Regions from separate parts of the Mus musculus genome. Here all the other regions are linked to region 1. A link is a loop called in an ENCODE intact Hi-C map of the cell type or tissue named here. Cell type or tissue: heart. All regions are shown on one strand.

Evidence for each region. Peaks named below come from ENCODE experiments on the same cell type or tissue, not always from the same donor. Only the 100,000 strongest peaks of a DNase experiment are listed, where the experiment ranks them.
Region 2: a loop joins it to region 1, with 4 times the contacts of the local background. A loop is called at or near these places in 2 of 42 quality-filtered maps.
Region 3: a loop joins it to region 1, with 9 times the contacts of the local background. A loop is called at or near these places in 16 of 42 quality-filtered maps.

The regions. Positions count from the first base shown.
Region 1 is chr8:84,812,258-84,814,757 of GRCm38, forward strand. No RefSeq gene overlaps it. Among named protein-coding and RNA genes, the nearest start is that of Dand5, 9.3 kb to the right of the region's middle. In heart, a CTCF peak has its summit at 993 (motif pointing left); DNase peaks (open chromatin) are centred at 994 and 1,970; H3K27me3 peaks cover 1,864 bases.
Region 2 is chr8:84,578,744-84,581,243 of GRCm38, forward strand. It overlaps Cacna1a (calcium channel, voltage-dependent, P/Q type, alpha 1A subunit), which reads left to right. Exons shown (of 47, transcript NM_007578.3): 25 at 727-826; 26 at 1,320-1,480; 27 at 2,471-2,500. Among named protein-coding and RNA genes, the nearest start is that of Gm32854, 8.8 kb to the right of the region's middle. In heart, a CTCF peak has its summit at 1,074 (motif pointing right); no DNase peak of the experiment used is centred here; H3K4me3 peaks cover 411 bases; H3K27ac peaks cover 252 bases.
Region 3 is chr8:84,590,988-84,593,487 of GRCm38, forward strand. The region is part of intron 30 of Cacna1a (calcium channel, voltage-dependent, P/Q type, alpha 1A subunit); the gene reads left to right. Among named protein-coding and RNA genes, the nearest start is that of Gm32854, 3.5 kb to the left of the region's middle. In heart, no CTCF peak of the experiment used is centred here; a DNase peak (open chromatin) is centred at 1,294; H3K27ac peaks cover 471 bases.

The DNA of each region.
Region 1 (2,500 bases):
AAACAGTGAGGGATATGAAAGAGAATAGGTTTGAACAGGAAAGCACCAAGACTCGGGGGCGAGGGGTCACTGTGCTCCTTGATGTGCCTGGCAATAGGATGAGGTAGGGGTGGGACCACAAGTTAGATGAAGCCAGGTTCAGAGAGAGACTGGTGGGTCTACTCATGGGTTGACAGATGTAGAGCCAGATGTATCCAGACACAGGGAATGTCCCGAGAAAGGCTGAGAGATTCAATGCTGATTCCTGCTCCAAGTCTCTAGTCACCACTGCCCTGTCGCCTATTCACTGACTCAACTTGATACTCTCAGAATGTCCCCCTTGTCCTGCTAAGAAGATATCATTCATGCAGAGGCACAGCCTTTCCATATACTGCTCCTGACACTCCTGCATGCCTTCCTCCAGGGACACACGTTATAGCCCTTATGGTCCTTATGGGCATAGCGATGCAATCATAGACACAGCATGACATAGCACAGGGACTCCTACGCCCTGTCAGAGTAATGTCTCACAGACACAGTCCTGGAGAACACACTGGACCTCGTGGACCTCATCAGAATCATCCAATGATAGTTAAAATCATACCTTGTAGCTAAGGCACAGTGGTGTACATCTTTAAGCCCAGGACTCTGAAGGCAGGTAGGTGTCTGTGAGTTCCAAGATAGCCAGGGCTACCTAGATACTGTCTCAAAAACCAACAAAACAACAACCAAACCTTTAGAGGTTACAGGGACTGCTGTCACAAGGGGCCCTCCATAGCCTTTTCAAATGTTTAACATCTTACACTGTGTGTCTGAGAGTCCCTTTTGTAGGCCTATGGAGGCAGCGGGCCCACTATTCAGAGTTGAATTGTGAGAGCTGAGAGACATCAGTCCTCAGGTGAGAAGCATAAGAAAGTTACTCTCAGTCCCCCTCAAAAAGTTGGGTGATACCAGTACTTTTAGCCCCACAGCTAGATCAGTCTAGGTGAAATCTAGATCAAGGGCGGCCCCTGGTGGTCAAATGGCGCCTCTACACCTATCCTTAGGGGTTGTGGTTGAAGGCTTAATTATAGAAACCCCAGGCAGAGAGACGGGTCCTGGATGAGCACAGAGATAAGAGCCCAGAAGTAAGAACCCAGACCCAGAACTCAGCTTTTGTAATCCATGTCCTCGAACTCATAATTACAGTATAGGTTCTGGGGGTCAGGGTCAGAATGTTCAGTACAGCAGCTGCTTAGATTTCTCACTGAGATTCTGAAGACAGAGCTAGGCAACAGAGCTTTTATCTAGTATGTGCAGGTTCCGTCTCCAGCCTCAGGAAGAAGAAAAGACTCTAGACTCCAAAAATCCTGGGATGTAGAAGATTAGATCCAAGAATGCAGGACACAGATTCTAAAACCCAGTTTCAAATTCCAGAATTAGGGTATCCAAAAGGTCTAGATTCCATTGTTCAAAATTGGAATCCTGACGTGAGAATACAGCTCCAGAACAGAGAAACCCAAAACAGGCCTGCAATATCCGGGAGTCCTGGGTCTTTGTTAGAACTCTCTGGATCAGAGCTGGGCTCGTAAGAGCAGGCACAGACTGAAGGGGAAGGAGAGAATCTGGGGTGAATATCTACAGCCTCTGCCAGCTGCTGCTTCTACACACACACACACACACACACACACACACACACACACACACACACACACACTGAAGTGATCTTTCACACAGATTGTAGATTCATACCTCCACCACACATACAGTCTACAACTGTAAGAGATTCAGCACTGATGCCGTCTGACGCACACCCACAGTCACGCACACTACAAGAACTCACACCTTATCACACACTGTCATCCAAAGACAAGTGAAGAGTGCAGAGAAGCTGGGTGGCTACACAGCCCCTGGGAGCCAGGGATGGGGCTCACTGTGCACCACACCTCTCTTAGCATACCCATAGACATGCTTGCCTGGGTACCCATACAATATCATTGCCATTTCTCTCCATCCACCCCACCAAACCTTCAGACACACAGCCACCACTCAGAAACAAACCCTGAGATTTCCAATCCTGTGCCCAGTCACACTAGGAAGAAAAGCAAAGGAGGCTGGGATGAGTATGTGTATACTCATATTGTGTGAGAACACACAAACGCATGCGCACACACGCGCGCGCGCGCACACACACAAACACACACACACACACACACACAGTGCAGAGAAGCTCCCTGCCTTGGCAGCTACACAGCCCCTGGGAACCAGACCCCAGGGATGGGGCTCACCGTGCACCCCCTTATCCACCCCAGCCCTCCCCTGCCTGGCCGGCTGGCGAGCTTTAATACAGATGCCAAACTCATAATTGTAACTGAGGGTGACAGGGTCACCTTGAGCCCCAGATGCTCGCACGATGACAGATGGCGTTGGCAAACCTGATTAGCGGCCCCCGGTGCCAGAGCCTGTGGCACCTGCCTCCCCGCCCCTCCCCCACTCCCCCAGCACTCATTACCCACCCATTACTGGGCCTGGGGGGCAGCAG
Region 2 (2,500 bases), 230 kb before region 1:
CAGCACCCTCTGGGACTTGAGCATGAAGCCAGCAGACAAACATGACTCTGGGATTTGTGTTTGGGCCCTGGGTGGGGGTGGGAGCCATTATCTTCAAGCTCTTGATGGCCTAGGTAGCTAAGAGCTCTGTGTCTTTGGAGTCTTCGTGGTTAAGTCCACAGGTCCTACTTTTTACCACCAAGGTAGGTAGGGACCTTGGAGACTGGAGCAGCAGCCGTGCCTGAGATCATGTTGGTATTTGAAAGGACTGGCCCCTAGTTACTTCTGTCCTTCAGCCTAGGGAACATGGGACTGGGGAAGCATTCTGAAGCCTTCAGAAGGAGGGTGGGTCTCATCTCACAGTTCACCAACCTCCCAGGCCTTTGATTTGCTACAAAGAGCAGTGGAAGCATTGGTGCAGACAGTTGCACACAGTGCTGCACACCTCCAATCCCAGAACTGAAGAGGAAGATGAAGGAAGAGCCAGCCATTGCTTCCTAGAAAGACTGTAAGACATTGTCTCAAAAGAACTAATTAAAAACAAAAATCCTCAGTGCAGAGGCAGGGTCTTCAACAAACTATGAGAACAGGATCCCTCAAAGTGATCAGGTTTCCAGGGCAAAACTAGACCATCCATCAGCCCATCAGGTCCAGCCAAGGGGGACCATGTGGGGTTGTGGGCCCCTCCTTCCCAGGCTGACTTCTGCTTTGTCTCTTCCCTTCCCCGACCCTAACATCCCTCAACAGTGGCAATAGCAAAGGAAAGGACATTAACACCATTAAGTCTCTCCGAGTCCTCCGGGTGCTACGACCTCTAAAGACCATCAAGCGGCTGCCAAAGCTGAAGGTGAGACTGGGGTCTGGAGAGAGGGTCCTGGAGCTGGCCACCCACAGACAAAAAAGGTTGTACAGTGCTCCATACACAACACTGAGAAACATAGTGGTGTGCACCTGGGACCCAGCACTCAGGGGCTGGGGAAAGACAACCCCAGGTCTGGTCAGCCTGGGTCCTTTGGGGACCCGTCTCAATACTATGTTGAAAGAGATGCTGACTGCCTCATAGACTTTATGTGTGGGTGTAGTTGCTATGTTTGTCCAGAAGGTGGCAGCAAAGGGGATTGGCTGGCAGACCCTGCCCCAGGTCAGGATTCCTTTTGCTAGGTCAGGGCGGAGAAAGGCAGAGCCGGAGCTATTTAAAACAAGCAGAGGGCTGGGATGTATCTCAGTTGGCAGAACTCTTGCCTAGTGTACCAGAAGCACTGGGTTCCATACCAATGTTTTCAGCTCACCCAACCCCACCACCACGCCCTCCCCGCCTCACACCCCTCCTCCTGCCGCAGGCCGTGTTTGACTGCGTGGTGAACTCGCTCAAGAACGTCTTCAACATCCTCATTGTGTACATGCTGTTCATGTTCATCTTCGCTGTGGTAGCCGTGCAGCTCTTCAAGGGCAAGTTCTTCCACTGCACGGACGAGTCCAAGGAGTTCGAGAGAGACTGTCGGTGGGTGGGACACGCGGCAGGGGAGGCGGGGTCCAGGGCCCACAGTCACACACTGAGGCAGAGCGGTAACTCCGGGTCAGCTTGGATTTTTAGAGTCAGGTGGGGTATACCTAGGAACCTCAGCACTCAGAAGGCTGAGGCAGGAGGATCACCCTGAGTTTTGAGACCAAGCTGGGTTAAGGAGTGAGCACTTGTCACACACACACACAAAAAAGTAAAATAAAATAAAAAGCGGTGCCAGCGATTGGGTGTGCTGGGTGTGCACAGCAGCAAGGCACAGGCCCAATCCCCTCCCCTCCCCGGCATGGAAAACAGTAACAAGGGAGACGTCTAAGACTGGGTGATGTGAGGCCCAGGAGGCTAAGATGTTAAGATGGGGAGCCCCAGCCCAGCCTGCCTCCCAGAGAAGCCCTGTGCCATAAAAGAAGAGCGAATGAGAAAGTTTGAGAACCTGGGTTTGCCCCTTCAGACCTGGTTAACGTTCTAGTCTCCCAGTGGCTTCGTCAAGGGGGTACTGACCACAGATCCATAGTCCCTCCTTGGGTTGTATCCAAGCTGCCCTGTTCAGATGCTCCCTGGACACAGTGGCACAGGCCTGTCACGCACTGCTTGGGACACTGAGGCAGGAAGAGTTTCTCCATCAGCCTGGGCTACTTCAGGAGGCCAGAGCTTCTCCATCAGCCTGGGCTACTTCAGGAGACCAGAGCTTCTCCATCAGCCTGGGCTACTTCAGGAGACCCTGCCATACCAAAAGGATCTTAGAGTCTTGGGTGGTATTTGAACTCACTACTTCCTGTTCTGAAAGGTGTAAGGACCCTGAAATAGGGTGTCCCCGTGTTTGCCTCTCCGTCCTGCCTGTGTCCCCCATACCTACACTCAAGCCAGGGTCTCGGCTCCCCCAGGGTCACTGCCGTGCACCCACCTCCAGGCAGCACACGTGGCCTTAGGGAGGTGGTGGCGCCCTGCTGACTAACCAGCTCTCTGTGACAGAGGCAAGTACCTCCTGTACGAGAAGAACGA
Region 3 (2,500 bases), 220 kb before region 1:
AGAAGGAGGGAAGAAGGAAGAGGAAAAGAAAGAGAGGAAGAAAGAGAGGAAAAGAAAGAAGAAATTAGCTATTTTATAGGATTTTAGAAGGCTCACAGGTACCTTGAAATTTAGCTTGTGTTAATGATTGTTTCAGAATGCTGATGGTTAGTCAAGCTGTGAGATGCACACTGGAAATTTAAGTCTTGAGAGGCTGAGGCAGTAGAATCAGGAGGAATTCAAGGCCAGCCTAGGCTCTATGAGACCCTGTCCCTCTAAAAAATACTATTATGCACAGTGGTGTGATGGCGTGGCTGTGCTCACCTTTAATCCCAGCACTCTGGAGACAGAGGAGGTGGATCTCTCTGAGTGTGAGACCAGCCTGGTCTGTATATTGAGCTCCAGACCAGCCAAGCAGCCAAAGCTACATAGGGAACCACTGTCTCTAAAAAAAAAAACAAACACAACCCCAGCAGCAGTGATGGGGGGAGCAGAAGGGAGGGGCTTCCGTACACAACCCAAGTCCCACTCCCTGAATGAAAAACAGAAAAGAAATAGAAAAGGAAAGGACATGACTTCTCCTAGATATGGCGGAAGAGAAAGTTTCTTGTAACTAAAAATCAGAGTATAACCGGGGGCAGAAATGCCTGGGGGAGTCCAGAGAGAATGTCGACAGACTGAGCCGGACCAAGTGAGGAGAGACAGAGAGGGAGAGCAAAAGACGCTGCTGACCAAGAGGGGCACCCTGGGCCAAGAGAGTAGACAGAGCAAAAGAGGACAGATAACCCAAATGGCTGGGTACAGGGAAGGGCAGCCTAACCCCTCTGAGTGGATACCAGATACCTTGGTGTCTTTGCACTCATTGGTACTTTTGAGAAAGCAGAGATGGAACACTGGCTTCCAGAACTAGGAAAAGACACCCTCTTCTCAGCCAGTCTTCCACTGTGTGAGGCTAACGCTTCATGCACCTTTACAGAGAGCATAAAGTTCTCCAGGTGACATTCAGATGACAGAAAGAGCCTGGGCTTGAGATCTGTGGCCAAACACCTAGAAGTTGTCTCCATTGGGGATTCCTCAGAAGCAGGGTCTGAGATGAGGACTGAATGCAAGGAATCTACCAGGAAGGTGACTCCCAAAGGGACCGGAGGGGAGACTCATCAGGGAAGGGACACTACTAGAACCATGGAGAATGCCTTAGCAATGCCACCAGCGGCTGCATTTCCACCGGAGGCCTCGAGGTGGCAGCAAAGTGTAGAGATCCCAGGGGAGGAAGGTGAAGTATTGGGCATCCCGCAGCTCTCAATCAAGAACTGCTGTCAGTCCCTGAGCCCAGGGAAAGTAAAGAAAGCCTGTGGTGACAATGCTGGGAAAGGTGGGTCCAGATACCAGAAGTGCCAGCGGGTCCCGATTTCCCTCCAGGCAGGGCTCACCAGCACTCACCTGTGGAGCACCTCCTGAACGTCAGACTCGTCAGACTCACGCTGCACATCGTCATTATCTGATGACCCAGGAGCTCCCAGCTCTGGGGCCTTCCCTGTAAGGCAGACAGACGGACTGCCTGGAGGTCAGAGTAAACACTGCTCACTTCTGTATGAGAGGCCCTCGAGATTTGAGGCTATGACTGTTGACAAAGAACAGGGGATAAGAGTGCCGCCTAATAATACTCTCTTGAGCCAGTTCAGAGCTTGGGGCGTGTGTCAGTCAGGAGAGAGGGCGGTAACAAGCATCCCCTGAGCTGTGGCTTTATCAACAGGCTTTTGTCTCAGTCTCCAGGGAGGTGTTTTGTCTCCTACTTACTTGGAGACCCAGCCACCGCTTGGAATGTCCAGTTCTATAAGGTCAGGGCCCGGAATATGGCTCAGTTTAGAAAGTGTTTGCTGTACACAAATGGGAACCTGAGCTTGGTCCCCAGTACCCACATCAAGCCACTCACAACTGCCTGGAACTCCAGCTGCAGGGGGTCAGACACGCACATATACACAGGATTCCATTTTTAAAAATCACATAAAAGCCAAGCATGGTGGTACGCATCTGTAATTCCACCAGGGAGGCAGAGTCAGGAGGACCCTGCGTGGGGGCCTAACTGAATCAGTGAGGGCCAGGTGAGTGGGAGACCCTGTCTCAAAAAAACAAGATGGTTGTCTCATGAGGAATGACTCCTGAAGTTGACCTCTAGCCTTCAACCCCATGTGGACATGTATATGCAACAGAGACAGACAGACAGACAGACAGACAGACAGACAGACAGACAGACAGAGAAGCAGAGACAGACAGAGTGGGAGAGAGCCTGTGTGTGTGTGTGTGTGTGTGTGTGTGTGTGTGTGTGTGTGTAAGTGTGGGTGTGTGGTGTATGGTGGGTGTGTGGTGTGGGTGTGGTGTGGGTGTGGTGTGGGTGTGGGTGTGTGTTTAGAGGGCCTCCCGTTGGCCAGCAGCAGTAGCTTTGCTCACAGCCCCTTCAGCAGCCTTGAAGCCCCTGGTGCAATGTCCTCTCTTGCCCTTCTCACCAATACCAGGAAATAGA